2 separate regions of the Mus musculus genome follow, and region 1 is linked to region 2. Evidence: chromatin loops called from intact Hi-C (ENCODE). Cell type or tissue: gastrocnemius. All regions are shown on one strand. Each heading gives the region's core, and the rest is flanking DNA. Links, peaks and the distances in the headings are about the cores only.

Region 1 (8,337 bases), core at 305-8,304, 72 kb before region 2:
CTAGCCTATAACACAAGAGGGGAGGGTACTCACCAAGGGTCTGGCTGGTGTCTGGGTGCTTTTGGGTGTCTAGCCTTGGGGTCTGTCGCTCTGCCGGGATTCTTTGTTGTCAGTTCTGTTCTGTTCCTGGGTCCCCTGCCTCTCTCTACCTTGGCTCTAGGTCTCCGTTCTCTGCCAACCAGGCAGCTGCCTTTATCTGGCCGGCTAGGGGTGGGTGAGGGTGGGGGCGGGGGAGAGGCTATGTTCGGAGTATTAAGTGGTCCGGTTATTTTTAGGGCTCGTGGAAGTCACTTTTCCATCCTGGGGAATCAGTTACAATTCCTCTGGGCTAGGGAGGGCTAGGGTGGAGGAGGAGTCCCATTCAACCCAAGTCTGCCCGGAGGACTGGGGTGGGTGACTCAGTCCTGGATGGAGACATCTAGGTTATTTTGAGGAGATGAATAGGGGGACACTTGACGTGTGGGTGACCCTGTCCTCTCATCCCGCAGGCCCTCTCTCTCTATGCTGAGCTATTGTTACCACACATGGTCCACCGAGCCCAAAGCCCAGCATCTCCCTGAGTGCAGGACCAGGCTTCTCACTACCAGAGTCACCTTCATGTAAAAGGCTCAACCTCTGTTTCTCTCCGTGCAAAAACAAAGCTGGCCTTGTCTCCCGTCTATTCTTACCCTAGCTCCACAGTCCAGGTCTTTGAAGCTATGAGGGAAGTAAACTTGGGGGTGAGCGAGATTTCTGAAGGAACAGGCCCTTAATTTATCAAAAGATCTGAAGGCTGAATGCATGGTGTCCCAGCCCAGTGATCTGGGTCCATGGCTCCTTCTAGACTCTTCCCTCTGACTCACGGCCCAGACTCTCTGGGAATGGCTGGGAGGACCTACACATGGTAACTGACTGTGGAGTTATTTCTGACCCTGGAGTCATCATCTTCGTGGTCACAGATGGAGTGACAGACTGTGCACCTGTCTCTTCCTCAGTCACACGGAGCCCCGGGGGACCTGGCAGGCTTCGTCACTTACTTGGCGCTAAGGCTGGTGTGGAGAGATGCCACAGAAAATACGGAAGTGGCTTTTGTCCCAGGTGGGTGTAGCAGGAATGGCACCGCCTTTATGTAAACCCTGCGGGCCGCAGAGCCACAAAAGCATCTCCTGCAGGAGGACCTAATTGAGGACTGCCTGAGAGATAGTTGTCTGCTGGTGCAGACAATGCCAGCCAATCAGGTTCTGCTGTTTAGGAGAGACGCTTTCTTGGTACCAATGGGGCATGGGTGGAGGGTATTAAAGGAGCTTAGAGCAGCATAGAGAGAGCTTGCTGCAGCCTTTCTCACCTGTTCTGGAGTCTGTCATTGACTCTGCACCACCTCACCTCCAACCCCCAAGGGCGGGTAGGGTCAGACATCGAGTAGCCCAGGGCACAGGCAACAGGTGGGAAACCAGGCTCCTCCCTGGGTGTGAGTGTCCGGTCTTCCTTCTGAATTACATGTGCCTTCAGATGCCAGGGGTGATGACAGGTGCGTTGTGAACCTTGTCCATGGTGTCAATACCATCCTGCTGTCAGCTTGGGCCTGGGAGGTGCATCTTGGATGCCCTACCCCCCTGTCCTCATCCTCTGCTCCAGAATCCTGGTTGTCCCTGGCAGGGACAGAAGTGGCAGAGCCTCCCTCTCACAGGGTGTCCCAGAGGAAGCAGGAACATCTACAACCAGCAGCGAAGGCCTCCCTGGGTGACTTTGAGCACTGAATGAATTATCACATGAAAATGGCTGTGGAGAGTGCTGACCATGTAGTGTGTGTTATTAAACTGCCCACTCTTTATAAGAAAAACATAGCGTGGGGTGGGGTGATGGCTCAGCTGCTGAAGGCACTGGCCACCAAGGCTGATGACCTGAGTTCAATCCCCAGGGACCCACCTGGTGGACAGAGAGAACCAACCTCTGCCGTTGTCCTGTGGTCTTCAAACAGAAAACTGTTTCTGAAAAAAGATCTAATTAAGTGGGGTATGGTGGTGCACACCTCTACTCCCAGCACATGGGAGGCAGAGACAGTGGTTCTCTGTGAGTTTGAATCCAGTCTGATCTACAGGCCAGCCAGGGCTGCGTAGTGAGATCCCGTCGCCCCCCCCCCCCTTCCCCCAAAAGCAATCAGAGTGGGAAAACACACAGGCAGGCTGGCTTTCCCAGTGTCAAGTGTGCTAGCTCCTGTGAGAAATCCCAGGCTTCCATCTTCATTATAGGGATGAAGGGCTCTCCCCACACACCTCTCTGGAAACAAGCTGTCAGATACATTTAAGTTACTATCCAGCAATCCCAACATTCAGATGGATCTAAGAGGGTTGTTGCGAGGCTCTGTTTTGTTCTTTTTGGTGTCACATGTGCCCCACCCCCTCCACCCCTGGAGTATCTTTATAGCCCTGGCTGTCCTGGAACTCATTCTGTAGACCAAGCTGGCCTCAAACTCAGACCTCTGCCAGCCTCTGCCTTCTGAGTGCTAGGATTAAAGGCGTGTGCCACCACTATCTCCTAGCTGGCTCATGAGTCTGATGCTCCGGCGCCCCATCTCTGGCAGCCAGCCCCTCTTCTAGGCAGGGTCTGTTCATAACAGAATTGAGCAGAAGGGGTTTCCCAGCTTGCCTCCACTATACAGAGGAAGTCCTTGGAGAGTAGGCCCAGTGGATTAAGGCCCCTGATCAGGAGACATACTGCCTCCCTTTGAATGCTACCTGTGACACCTGCCAGCTGTGTGACTTTGTAGGACTCTCTCTCTCTTTCTTATTTTTAAATTACTTATTTTATGTATCTATGAGTACATTGTAGCTGTCTTCAGACACACCAGAAGAGGGGATTGGATGTCGTTACAGATGGTGGTGAGCCACCATGTGGTTGCTGGGAATTGAACTCAGGACCTCTGGAAGTGCAGTCAGTGCTCTTAAATGCTGAGCCATCTCTCCAGCCCTCTTTCTTTTTTCTTCCTTTCTTCCTTCTTTTTAAGTTTTAAGGATCACATTTATTTATTTATTTTTATTGTGTGGTGGCCACGGCTTGTGACACGGGACCTCCGTGGAGGTCAGAAGAAAGCACCATGAAGTTGGTTGTCTCCTTCCACCTGGGAGTGTGGTCAGGCTTGGCTGCGAACACCTTCAGCTGCTGAGCCACCTCACCGGTCCCCACGGTGTTTTTATACCTAGGGTATTCTGTTGGATGGATGGAGAGACTTGGACGACTGTTCTGGCTTGCCTTCTGTTGCTGTGATAAACACCACAGCCTATCACTGAGGGAACTGGGCAGGAACTCAGGCAGGGCTGGTAAGCTAGTTCCCTGGCCCAGGCCCACTTGTCTTGCTTGGGATGGCGCTACCCACAGTGGGCTAGAGCTCCCCTACACTAATTAGCTATCAAAAATGTCCCATGGATATGCCCATGGATCAATCTGATTGTGACCTGAAATTTGTGATCCTCCTTCTTCAAACTCTTGAATGCTAGACACTTACCAACACAGTTGGGTAACTCAGTGCTGGGAATGGAACTCGGAGATTTGTCCGTGGCAGGCATGTACTGTACCAACTGAGCTGTGCTCCAGCTCTTCTAGGGGGGTAGAAGAAAGAGCCAACACGTCAGTCCAGCACCCAATGGGTCCAGGAGATCGAAAGGCAGGCAGAAACTGAACATGGGTGTACAGGGTTGCCTTTGTATCTGACAAGAATTAGACACGGCCAGCTGCAGGAACATGCTTGCAATCATGCATATGCGGTGAACTGGTCTCAAAGCAGCAACAAAGCATTCCTGGTGATGAGCCACAGGGCGGTACAGTGAGGCACCATGAACTCGCTTCATTTGCTCTTCCATCTCAGAGTTCATCTTTGAAGGTCATCAGGGCAGGGACTCTAGCTTGTGTCAAGTTGACATGAACTCTAACCAGCACACAGACCCAAAAGAAAAAGACTGTATGACGCTGTTGAGGAGAGGGAAAATCAAGGCCCCCTTTATTAGCCTGGCTTGGGGAACGAACAGGCAGGACAGCAGCGGTGGGGAACAATGGCTTTCAACAGGAGATGGCAGGTCTCCAGGAGGAGCCTGTGAGTCACACTCAGAGCTGGAAGTCAGAGAGAGGACTGAGCTGGTGTCCCCTGCCCGCGGGAGAATCTGAGGGGTGGTGATCTCCAGCCTGGCCCATGAAGAGAGAGGGCTCAGTGCTGGACTTGGGAGGAGGAAGACTAGAGATATGGCTGGGGAGAGGTTGTAGTCAGAGGGTAGCTGGAAGCCATGCAGAGACAAGAAGCTATTTTGGGAAGAAGGAGTGGTGCAGTGTGGGTAAGACCGGCTGCCAGGAGCCACAGCAGGTCCTGAGGGATCCCGGCAGGCAGAGCAAGAGGTGAAGCATGCCAAGGCAGGCTGGGGCTTCAGGAGGGGACAGTCTGAGCCATGAGAACAGACACAAGGGAGACTGAAACGGAAATTAACACAGGGGCTAGGATTGTTGTCAGACAGACGGACAGACGGACAGACAGACAGACCATCAGGAAAGAGTCATATAAAGTGCGAGTGGCTAGGCTATGCTAGGAGAGGGACTCATGGTTGCAGAGAGAGAAAATGCAATTTGAAATGGTGGCATAATCCTCAGTTACCAGAAGGGGGCAGTATGTCACCATCCTGCAGGACGACTGTGTGGAAGCCACCTTAGTCTTTGTTTTTCAGGCGCGCGCGTGTGTGTGTGTGTGTGTGTGTGTGTGTGTGTGTGTGTGTGTGTGTGTGTGTGTGTGTGTGTGTGTGTGTAGCCCTGGCTGTTCTGGAACTAGTTCCGTAGACCAGGCTAGCCTTGAACATAAAGATCCACTTGCCTCTGCTTCCTGAGCACTGGAAATGAAGGTGTGCACCTCCAAGCCTGGCAAAGGGTTTCTTTTTTATCTCCTTCGTTCGTTCGTTCGTTCGTTCGTTCGTTCGTTCGTTCGTTCGTTCCTTCCTTCCTTCCTTCCTCCCTCCCTTCCTTCCTTCCTCCTGTCCTTCCTTTCTTTAGAGATAGGGTCTCTCTGTATAGCCTTGGCTGTCCTGAAACTTGCTCTGTGGATCAGGCTGACCTCAAACTCACAAAGAACTGCCTGCCTCTGCCTCCTAAGTGCTGGGATAAAAGACGTGCTCCACCACCACCTGGCTGTACTCATCTTATTCTAATGAAGTTGTGTTTATAGCCACTGTGTGCTAAACTGTGGGTTGAGCACTGGATACTGTGTGTGTGCGTGTATGTGTATACATGTATATGTGTGTGTGTGCATATACTCAATACATAGATACATGCATGTATACATTTTACATCTTACACATGTGTATAAATTCTCACAGAGCCCGCATCTGATTGAAGAGACAGATTGCTGACAAATAGCTGACCAGGCTTCATGGCTATCAGTTACTCTCCAAACTCCAAAGCCCCATCATGGCCTGGTGGCAGAGGATGGAGTCTAACCTGTGGCTTCCATGCACCTTCCTCCGTCAACCGAAGAGGATCTGAGTTTAGGAGGCCCCGGAGATGTGCTCGCTCAGGCCCGGGACATACCACCTACCTGTGCTTTCTGTCACGGATGCGTTCTTTATAACGTGACTTTGAAATGCCTCTAACTGAAAAAAGGCCCACGTGATTCTCTTGAGGTCAGGCAGGCTTGTGATAACAACAGAGAACTATCTCTAGGAGACCATCATATCACATTTATTGTCAAAGGCAGAGCATGCCAAAAGGTCATAAGGGCAGCCTAGCCTCCATCTCTGGAGATCTTGGGACCCAGCAGTCATGCTGTGAGAAAGCCCAAGCAACCAGAGAGGAACCAAGGTCCTGGTCCACAGAGCTGTCCAACCTTGTCCAGAGCTACAGAGCAAGACCCTGTCTCAAAATAAACAAGTGAGAGATAAAGTAAATCAGAGGCTGGAGAGATGACTCAGTGGGTAAGAGCTCTGGCTGCTTTTCCAGAAGACCCAGGTTCAATTGCCTGCACTCACAACTCAGAGCCTTCTGTAAACTACAGTTCCAGGGAATCTGACTCCTCACACAGACACACATGTAGGCAAAAGCATCAGTGCACATAAAAAAAGACCTTTTCTTTGTCCTTACTCAGCTGTCTAGCGTTTAGCTCAGGCTTGGAACTTGAGTTAGTTGAAGGAGTATTTATCCCTCTGAGCAGAGTGTGGATGAAGTCTCAGATTGCTTACTAGACAGTGGCTGTTCCTTTCCTGTCCTGACAGGGTTACTGCAGAGCAAAAGTTCACGTACTCTCTTTTCCTCTTTCCTGTGCTTGAGAATTGGGTTGGAAGATAGATGGGAAGGAGTCCTCGAGGAGACCATCCCGCCACATTTATTAGTGAAGGCAGACCATGCCAGGTGCACACCTGACACTTTGGCACAGTGATTATTTTGAGCCAATAGTGATTGAGAAGAAAAGTAGTCTGTCTTCCATCACTTATCTGAAACAGAATGACTTCACAAGGCTGTCACCATCCATATGCCAGGAGAGACAATGGCTAAGACAGCATTAGAGCTTCATTAACCTGCATGGCCAGAGAAATCTTTATAAGGACCTATGTCTGTCGGGCTGCATACATATATGTATGTATATATGCACATGTGTATGTATATATGTGTATGCACACACAACAATCTGCTCATCTCTGCACTGTGTCTAGTTGTGGTTTTCCGTGATGGTTTCCGTTTGCCGTAAAGACGGGCTCCTTTGATGAGGGACGGTAGCTACACTTATCTAGGAAAGGTGGCTCATGCACAAAGAACAAGATATATATGTGTGTGTGTGTGTATGTGTGTATACACATACATATGTATGTGTATACATAGATGGGCACATGTGAGCATACACACCTATGTATGTATGTATGTTAGTCACACACACAAACACACATACACATACACATATAAACATACATGAAAATACACCCACCCGACACATGTAAATGCAGCCCCCTGAATCTGCTTTTGTTGTCTGTGTAACAGGTACTAAGACTGACCCTCTGTGATTGACAGCTACTGGTCCCTGGGAGACACGAATGTTCCTTCTCCCAGCAGTCATAACTGCCTGGAGTTCCCTGCAAAAGTTCCAGGAGAGAAAGTTTTGCTGCAGAATTCATGTTTTCCTGCCTCTGCCTGGCTCTTCTGAGCTCTTTCCTGAGATGTAGGGGTAGCCGTCGGTGCTGGGCTCCTCACAATCTGCTCATCTCTGCACTGTGTCTAGTTGTGGTTTTCCGCGATGGTTTCCGTTTGCCGTGAAGATGGGCTCCTTTGATGAGGGACGGTAGCAACACTTATCCAGGAAAGGTGGCTCATGCACAAAGAACAAGACGTACTGCTTTTTATTCTATGGTATGAATGTTCCCCAGCATTTATATCTGTGCATCATGTGTGTGCAGTAAATACATTCGGAGGTCAGAGAGGACATTAGATGCCCTGGAACTGGAGTTACAGATAGTTGTGAGCCACCGTGTGGGTTCTGGGAAGAGATCAAGAGCAGCCACACATCCTGACTGTGGAGCCATCTCTCCAGCCTCTCATGCAGAATTTTGAAGAGCAGAGTGATAATTCTCCTCCTCCTGCTTCACTTATTCCTAAGCAGTATTAAACCTCCATGCCAGTCACAAACAGTAGAAGACTAGTGCATTCTGGGAAGCGGTTGCAGAAAAAGGGTGTTTTCTTGTTTCCAGTGTTGTTGGCTTAATGCTTAATGTCATGTAGTCAGGTCTGGTCTGGCTCGAGTGGGAGGTAAAATACCACAAAGTTGCTGATTACATGGTGGTTAGAGAGAAATAAAAACAAAACCAGGGGCTGGAGAGATGGCCCAGCGATTAAGAGCACCAACTTCTCTTCCGAAGGTCCTGAGTTCAATTCCCAGCAACTACATTGTGGTTCACAACTATCTGTAATGAGATCCAATGCCTTCTGGTGTCTGAAGACAGCAACAGTATATTCACATATATAAAAATAAATAAATTTTTATTAAAAAAAAGCTGGACAGTAGTGGTGCATGCCTTTAATCCCAGCATTTGGGAGACAGAGGCAGGCAGATATCTGGGTTTAAGGCCAAGGCCTGGTCTACAGAGTGAGTTCCAGGACAGCCAGGGCTACACAGAAAAACCCTGTCTTGAAAAAAAAAAAACTAAAAAACAAACAAAACCAGGCTAACCTCTACTCCAGTAGCTTTTGTGCATTCTTTGACTGCCCTCCCATAACTACCACAGCAGACATTCATTCCCTACAGTGTGTGGCTGTCACCCAGATTGGCCCAGAGCTCAGAGATCCACCTGCCTCCTGGGTGATAGGATTAAAGGTGTGTATATAACACTACACCCAGCTTCTTTC
Region 2 (8,337 bases), core at 257-8,256:
TATCTTGTAGTTTTTCTCATTTATAATGATCCGTCCTGGTTTGGTTTCCTAAAGTGTATTGACAAATACTCCTACTCTCAGGAGCTGAGGAGATGGCTCTGCAGCTAAAGGCACTTGTTCTTACTCTGAGAACTGGACCCAGGGGCTGGAGAGATGGCTCAGTGGTTAAGAGCACCGACTGCTCTTCCGAAGGTCCTGAGTTCAAATCCCAGCAACCACATGGTGGCTCACAACCATCCATAATGAGATCTGACGCCCTCTTCTGGTGCGTCTGAAGATAGCTACAGCGTACTTAGATATAATAATAAATAAATCTTAGGAAAAAAAAAAAGAAAAAAAAAAAGAGAACTGGACCCAGTTCTCAGCACCCACATGGTGGTTCAAACCATCTGCAACTCCAGTTTCAGGGGATCTGGCGTCCCCGTCTGGTTCTGTGGACTCTAGGAACACATATAGGGAGCATACATAACTGCAGGCAAAACACTTATACACATAGAATAGAGTAAAATAAAATCTATTCTCTGAAATGGTAAAAAAAAAAAGGTATTTGTGTGAAAAAATGGCATTACTTGCTCTTTGAAGGTTTGATACAACTTATTAATAAACCAATCCAGGGTACTTCTGTACAAAGATTTGCATTTAATTACCAAATGGAAGCGTTCAGCCTTTTTATCTGCTTGTGGTTTGTAAGAAATTCTGCTATTCTCCTTAAGTTCACAAGTACATGAGTACGAATTCTTGACAATTAATTTTGTTGAACAATCTTTTTGTAGTATGAGGGTGTCCCTTTCTGGTCCTGATACTGATCATTGTGGCTCCCCCCCCCACCCCCGTCTCCTCCTCCCCTCCCTCCCTCCCCTCTCCTAGATCAGTTTTGTAGGACTTATCTGTTGCTTAAATCTCTGCATCGAGCCAGCCTTTGGCCTCGCTGACTTCCTGTCTCCTCTGCTCGTTGATTTCTGTTTTTATTTTCATTTCACCTATTTGCTTTGAGCCTGGTTTTTATATGGGCTCCTGGAATCGTCTATTGTCTCAGTATTCACTTGGGGTGCATTTTACACATTTTAAGTTTGGTCTTAGCCAGAAGTCTGAGAAGTAGTCGTCTACTCCTGCCTTAGCCACTGTTCTACTGCTGTGAAGAGACGCCGTGGCTAAAGCAACTTATAGAAGAAGACATTTAACTGGGGGCTTGTTCAAAGCTTCAGAGGGTTTATCACCATGGCGGGGAGCAGGGTGGCAGGCAGGGAGGCATGGTGAGAGAAGCAGCTAGGAGCTTTCCATCCTGATCCACAGCCAGGAGAGAGAGAGAGAGAGAGAGAGAGAGAGAGAGAGAGAGAGACAGAGACAGAGACAGAGACACAGAGGAGAGACACAGAGAGACAGAGAGACAGAGAGAGACAGAGAGACAGCGCTTCTTCAACAAGGCAACACACCTTCTAATCCTTTTCAACACTTCACCACCAACTGGGGGCTAAGTATGCAAATATATGAGCCTATGGGGCTCACTTAAACCACCACAACCAGCAGAAATGTTATTATATCAAGAATTCAAATTATTCTGGAAAGTAAAGAAGAATTCATAACATTGAGAAGAAAAAAACCACGACAACTTCATACAGTATTTACTTACACTCTTCTCAGAGAACATACACATAGGGTTTTATTCCTTTAAGATATATCAAGAATTATTTTATGATGCAAGACATGGTTTCCATTCACCCGTGAAGGTAACAGGTTGCTTCTGCAGGTAGCTAGTCACGCAGTTCGAGGCTTCTGTGTTCTCGCTCTTTTTCTGATTTTTTTTTCCTTTCTGCAGCTATCTTGTTGCTTTTGTGAATCGGGGAGTTTAATGAGGGTTGCTTTCAGAGGTCTGTGGGTGAAGAGCGTTTTGCAGGAACAAGAGCAACTACCACTGGTCACATCACTGAAGAAAATGTCTGCCCACTAAGACTTTTGTACTCTTTATTTGTTTAAAACAACTTTTATTTTTATTTTTATTTTTATTTATTTTTTATTTTTGGTTTTTTGAGACAAGGTTTCTCTGTATAGCCCTGGCTGTCCTGGAACTCACTTTGTTGACCAAGCTGGCCTCGAACTCCCAAGTACTGGGACTAAAAGTGTGTGCCGCCACCACCCGGCACAACTGTTATCTTATTTTTTTTTTTTAAATGTGATTTATTATGAGTGTAGAGATCAGATCAGAGGACAACTTGCAAGAGTTGGCCCTGTCTTCCCAGCGCATGGGTCTCAGGGATGGAGTCCAGGCACCTTCCCCTTTGAGCGGCTGCACAGGCTGAATCCTTGGTGATTTCCCCCTGGTTGTTTATCCCATGAGTCGATAGGAGAGGCACTGCAAAACACCCAACTCTGATTATGGCTTATTTATTTTCCATTTTAATTCTGTTTGTTTTTACTGTATGTTTTGAAGCTGTTTTTTTTTTTAAGATTTTTTTATTTATATGAGTACTTTGTAGCTGTCTTCAGACACACCAGAAGAAGGCATCGGATCCCACTACAGATGGTTGTGAGCCACCATGTGGTTGCTGGGAATTGAACTCAGGACCTCTGGAAGAGCAGTTGGTGTTCTTAACCACTGAGCCATCTCTCCAGCCACTGAAGCTGTTATTAGTATGGACAAATAAAGAATTGTTCTGCATGTTTTTAAACCAAATAGCCTCTTTTGTTATTATGAAATTTCCTTTGTGTTCTTTTTGAGAGGTAAGTAGGTGGGTTTGAGACAGGATCTATCTATATAGCCCTAGCTATCCTGGAACTCACTGTGTAGTCCAGGCTAGCCTTGAACTCACAGAGCTCCACATACCTCTGCCTTCAGAGTGCTAGGATTAAAAGCACGAGTCACCATGTCTGGCCGAATAAATATTTCTACAAAGCAAGTTTGAGGTTAGCCTAGGATACAGAAGACCCTGTTCCCCCCCACACAAAAAAAAAGTTTAAGGAAAGATAAAATTATTTATTGTTATGGCAAGAGGTTGCCAAGTTGGAATCTTAGAGTAGGATGTTGCCGAAGCCACAGGCTCATAGCTCATCAGTTGTATCAGCTAGCAAGGCCACCATCTTCCTCACAGTCTCCATGCTTCTCTGACTGAACCTTGCAAGCACCCAGTGGGCAACATGCTGTGTGGGGTGGGACAGGCAACTCTGCAGTGTGTGTGAGACATGGGGAGTGGAGAGGGGCTTCCTCCGACATTTTTCAAGACTGTCAGCTTCCAGGAGTCCTGCTCAGATGGTTCTTATTTAGCAAGAGTCACTCGGGCATCTTGAGTCACACTAAGCTTTCTGATGGGGCAAGGACCTGACTTGGTCCAGCTGCATCCCTTACAGCTGGCCTCAGGTAAGCTCTCTGAACTCCAAGAGGCCGTGGGTAAGAGGGGGTGGAGTGAGCGGAGACAGAGGGACCATCTGTCCTGCCTGCCCACACAGCTGCCTGATATCCTTACAGAACCCGTCAACTCCCTTCATACATTTAAACGAAAAATCTTAGTAACGTGATGAAATAAACAGCGGACAGGTTAGGACTTGTTTGTTTGTTTGTGCGTTTGTTTGTTTTCTTTTGGTTATCACACTTGGGGTAACTGATATAACTGTTTGCTGCTTCCAATTCCTTACCCATTAAAGGGGACTGGGAATGAAGCTAGAACCGGGTGAGGAATTGGTTAGAACCAGGAAGTTGTGCTCTATCGCCACCTGCTGTTCACTGTCTAGCGGTACCACCAGCTGCCCACAGTTGCAAAGAACTGGAATTCCCTGATGCTTTGGGTTCATCTGGCAAACCCGCATTTGGACTATGTGATTGAATGCACATTAACAAGCAAGCAGGTAAACACTTGCAACAGTGGGGTACAGTTGGGATCCCCTGCCTGTCTTGCTCATTGCCACATCCCGGGTCCCAGCTGTTGTGTACTTGCTGGGTGGATTGAGAAGCTAGCCCCTGAAGATCATGAGAACCAGGGAGAACTGTGGGTGGAGAGGCTGCGCGGCAGTTAAGATGCTTACCACTCTTGCTGGAAGACCCGGGTTCAATTCCCAGCACTTACCTGTCAGCTCACAGTCACTTGTAACTCCAGATCCGGGGTATTTGCGGGTCTCCCTTCTTCCCAGGGTCATTGGCCACCAGCCCATGAGGATGAAGAGAGAGCAGAGCCAACGAACAGGGTTTCAGATGGCTCGTGAGTATGAACGGAAATGACGACACTCCAGGATCAGCTTTGGGGAAACAGAACAACTTTATTTGGGGTGAATCGAGGGCTGTACGGCTTTGGGGAAGGGGATAGGAATATCCAATGTTAGCACGAGCCATGTTGGAAATGTTATGGCCAGCAAATCAGTTTCCTGGAGATTGCCCACCATTTTGCATGGCTGCCATGGGTGTGCTTTGAGAGGTATGGATCCCAGAGACTTCGTCTCAGGATTGCATCTCACTGCTGATCTGCCTTTCCTGTCACCATTACACAGTCTAATGATTCCAGGGCATCAGCCCACTCTATTGAGCAAACTTTCTGCAGATCAACATGAAGATGAACTTTTCTGAATTAGTGCTGTTTAGATGATTTAATGACTTTATAGAATTCCTGATTTAATTCAAACAATTTTAAGAAGAAAGTTTAAGGAAATGGTTTTAGTCGTTTTGCCAGAAAGATGGAATGAAGTTAGAATCAAGAGTAGAATGCGCCTGCTCCTCACTAGAATTGTAAGTAAAGGCTGCATAAGAAGGAATCCAATGAGCTTTCACAATTACACTAAGAAGAGAAACTGGCTTGGGACAGATGTGTGATAAAGGAAAAACATTCATTCTAGGTCAGGCCCAAGGGTGAGGCTACAGGTGTGCACTATGATAAAGCAAGGCCATGTGAAACTGTTACTTTGAACTTGTAATGAGCTTAGAGAGTGAAACACTGCTTTGAACTTAACTATCAACATCCTTCTGTAACTCCCCTTTTGTGTAACATTTTATCTATGAGGTAATTTTATAAAGAACTTCTGTCTAAGAAGGTATAAATGTGGAGAGAAAAAAATAAAGTGTGGCTCTGCTCCATCCACCCAATGTATATGTATGTGTGTGTATGTGTATATATATATATATATATATATATATATATATATATATATATATTTGTATATATGTCTGTCTCTATGTACAATCTGTATGTGTCTGTCTATATGTATGTGCATACGTATGAATATAGGTATAAGTGTATGTATGCATGTTCACTTGTGAAATTGATGAAACAGTTGGTCATGCCCAGTCTCGTGTGTGTGTGTGTGTGTGTGTGTGTGTGTGCTTGACTTTATCCTTTTTCTTTGTCTCTGGCTTATATAGCTTTGAGGAGTAAAGGTCACAAGTAACTAAGTTTCTTTTCTTAATCCCCTGCTTCTATCAGTAGGAGTTGATTGCCAGACACCATGAGCTTCTGGCCCCCCCGAACAGTAAGAGAGAATTAAAGGCCAGGGGTCATCAGCCTTTGGTCTTCATCCTATGCTGTGTCCCACCCCAGTACCTGTCCCTGTCGGGGCTGGCTCCCCAGCACAGGGTGGGCAGAGGTCATTAGTTGAAGGCTAAGGCACTGAGATGCCTTATGAACATGGGAGGCACTCTAGGAATTTCAGGTGCTTGCTGACCAGGTTCTTATCTTTATTTGTTTTGTTTTGTTTTGGTTTTTTCCCTGATTGGTTTCTTAGAGGGAGAAAGGACGCTAAACCTATAATCGAACCAAGGCAACATTTCTCAGTTGTGATTCCATATGACACTAGCTTGTGTCAAGTTGACATAAAACTTGCCAGGTCAACAGCACAAGCTGCAGAGGGGCCTCTCTGATTTCCAGGTAGGAAGCAAGGAAGAAGGTTGGAGGCAGGATGCATGGCCGTCCATATCCCTTTGATGGAAACTCATTTCCTGAGATGAAAGATCCTGGCACCTGGAAGTCCTTTAGCTAGGGGCTCAGAGTGTCTCAGTGGGATCCCATGTTCCCTGTGAGGGGAAGGGGCTGCTGCAGGAGCTGTAGCCTCAGCAGCAGCTAGAGTCTAGCACCAAGCCCTTATAGCCACAGGACCTCCATGACTCTGGCTCACCGAGGTGCCCAGTATTAATGGTGTAGCAGAAGCCAGAGGCCTTGAACCAGACCAAGCACAGTTGAGAAAGCAGAACATAAAAGCCTTCTGTGACAACCCCTAGACTCCACCCCAACCCCACTTCCCCAAAATGGCAGCCCTATCAAGAACTAAAACAAAGTGACAAGGATGCTGAAATGTAGCTTGCTCTCCACAGCTGAGGGCTTCTGGGGGGTGGTGGCGGTGGCAGATGGAGACTCACCTTCCCTTGGGGGCTGGCCACTAGGGGTTTGACCATGCTCTGGTGAGTATATAGACAACCCCAAAAGGACTTGGTTTTTGTTTGCTTGTTTCTTCCTTTTTACTTTCATCTGTTTTGGGGGGTGGGGGAGAAAGTCATGGGGGAGGGGCAGCCATGGACAGAGCAGGAGGTGAGCATGATCAGGGTGCATGGTGTAAGAATCTCAAATAATCAATAACAATTATATATATATATGGGTTTTTATGACTCAGGAGACAGAGGCAGGAGGATTGCCTGGGCTACAGCATGAGTTAGACTCAGTATGAGCAATTTCATGAAAAAAATTTTTTTCCCTCTCAAAATAGAAAGCAAAAATGGCTGGAGAGATGGCTCAGGGGTTAAGAGCACTGATTGCTCTTCCAGAGATCCTGAGTTAAATTCCCAGCAACCACATGGTGGTTCACAACCATCTGTAATGGACTCTGATGCCCTCTTCTGGTGTGTCTGAAGACAGCTATAGTGTACTCATATACATTAAATAAATCTTTAAAGAAAGAAAGAAAGAAAGAAAGAAAGAAAGAAAGAAAGAAAGAAAGAAAGAAAAGATGGCTGGGACTAAAAGCTTACCGCTAGAGCACTCACTTGATGTTCGAAGGTCTCAGGTTCAGTTTCCCCTCTATAAAAAAACAAAAACAAGGCCAGGTGTGGTGGCACACGCCTTAAATTCCAGCACTCGGGAGGCAGAGGCAGGCAGATTTCTGAGTTCGAGGACAGCCTGGTCTACAAAGTGAGTTCCAGGACAGCCAGGCTAAACAGAGAAACCCTGTCTCGAAAAAACAAAAACAAAAACAAAATAAAACAAAAAACAAACAAACAAAAAAACAGCCGGTGTGGTGACACACACTTGTGGGAAGCCAATAAACGCCATTACAAGATGGTGCTGGTTTCAATAAGCTGACGCCCATGAATATGGGTAAATAACCAATGTGCGCATGTGCAGTAGAGTTTTTTGCTGAGTCACTGCCTGGCCCAAGGCATGTAAATGAGGTACTGAAAGCATAACCAATCGGGTGTAGACACGCCTATCCTAGGCCTATATAAGCAGCACTGGTTTTTGGGCTCGGGGTCTTTCGCTTTTGCTATCAAGCTCTCCCAATAAACGTGTGCAGAAGAATCCTGCTGTGGCTTCCTTCTTGCTGGTGAGTCAGGCGTCTACAAGTGGTGCCGAAACCCGGGAACAAGACACCTTAAGGCACAAGCGAGGACCCCCAAGAAAGGGAGGATTCAGAACTGCATTTCGTGGGAGAATTAGGGTAAGTCTCTGAGAGGTATGCTTTCTTTCAGAATAGATCCTGTGATTGTTGCTGGGGTTGTGTTGCTTGTTTTCATTCTTGTCCTGATATTGTGTTATTGTCTTAATTTTCACCGCCCTGGACATGAGTGTATCTGCTGGGAATAATCTCACGTAGATAACACTTTAGTCCAGGACGATCATGGGTACTGGCCAGTCTACGCTGTTAGTAGGGCCGGTGCAAGCCTTGCTCAAAGAACGAGGTTTAAAGATTTCTGAAAGTACAGTGAGATGATTCTTAAAGGAGATAGACAGACTCGCTCCTTGGTTTGCCCCCACTGGGTCACTGATGCTACCTAGTTGGGAAAAGTTAGAGAGAGATATAGCAAGAGAGGAAGCTGAAGGAAAAGTGAAAGCAGAAATAAGACCGCTATGGAAGTTGATTAAGGCTTGTATTCAGGACAAGAAATGTGAGCCAGCTGTTAAAGAGGGGCAGCATATATTGCAGGAGCACCAGGAAAGCATGTCAGAAACAAAGAGAAATGAAAAGGAAGGAGCACACAGAAAAATAAGTAAAGGAAGAGATATAAAAAGAGAAAAGGAAAAGAAACCAAAATATAAAGATTCAAAAGATGATATAAAGAATGAAGATCAAAAAATTAAGTCAATTTACCCTCCTCTCGAGGACTTTGAATTACTAGAATTATCTAGCTCGGAGGACTCGGAATTATCAGCAGGG

Evidence for each region. A loop is a pair of places that touch in the nucleus more often than their neighbours do. Peaks named below come from ENCODE experiments on the same cell type or tissue, not always from the same donor. Only the 100,000 strongest peaks of a DNase experiment are listed, where the experiment ranks them.
Region 1: a loop joins it to region 2, with 7 times the contacts of the local background. A loop is called at or near these places in 31 of 42 quality-filtered maps.

Annotation. Positions count from the first base shown.
Region 1 is chr9:120,023,401-120,031,737 of GRCm38, forward strand. It overlaps Xirp1 (xin actin-binding repeat containing 1), which reads right to left and starts at 198. Exons shown (of 3, transcript NM_011724.3): 1 at 34-198. In gastrocnemius, for the core only: a CTCF peak has its summit at 4,598 (motif pointing right); DNase peaks (open chromatin) are centred at 998, 1,381, 4,077, 4,389 and 1 more place; H3K4me3 peaks cover 1,247 bases; H3K27ac peaks cover 4,039 bases.
Region 2 is chr9:120,095,176-120,103,512 of GRCm38, forward strand. No RefSeq gene overlaps it. Among named protein-coding and RNA genes, the nearest start is that of Ccr8, 7.2 kb to the left of the region's middle. In gastrocnemius, for the core only: a CTCF peak has its summit at 3,707 (motif pointing left); a DNase peak (open chromatin) is centred at 3,707.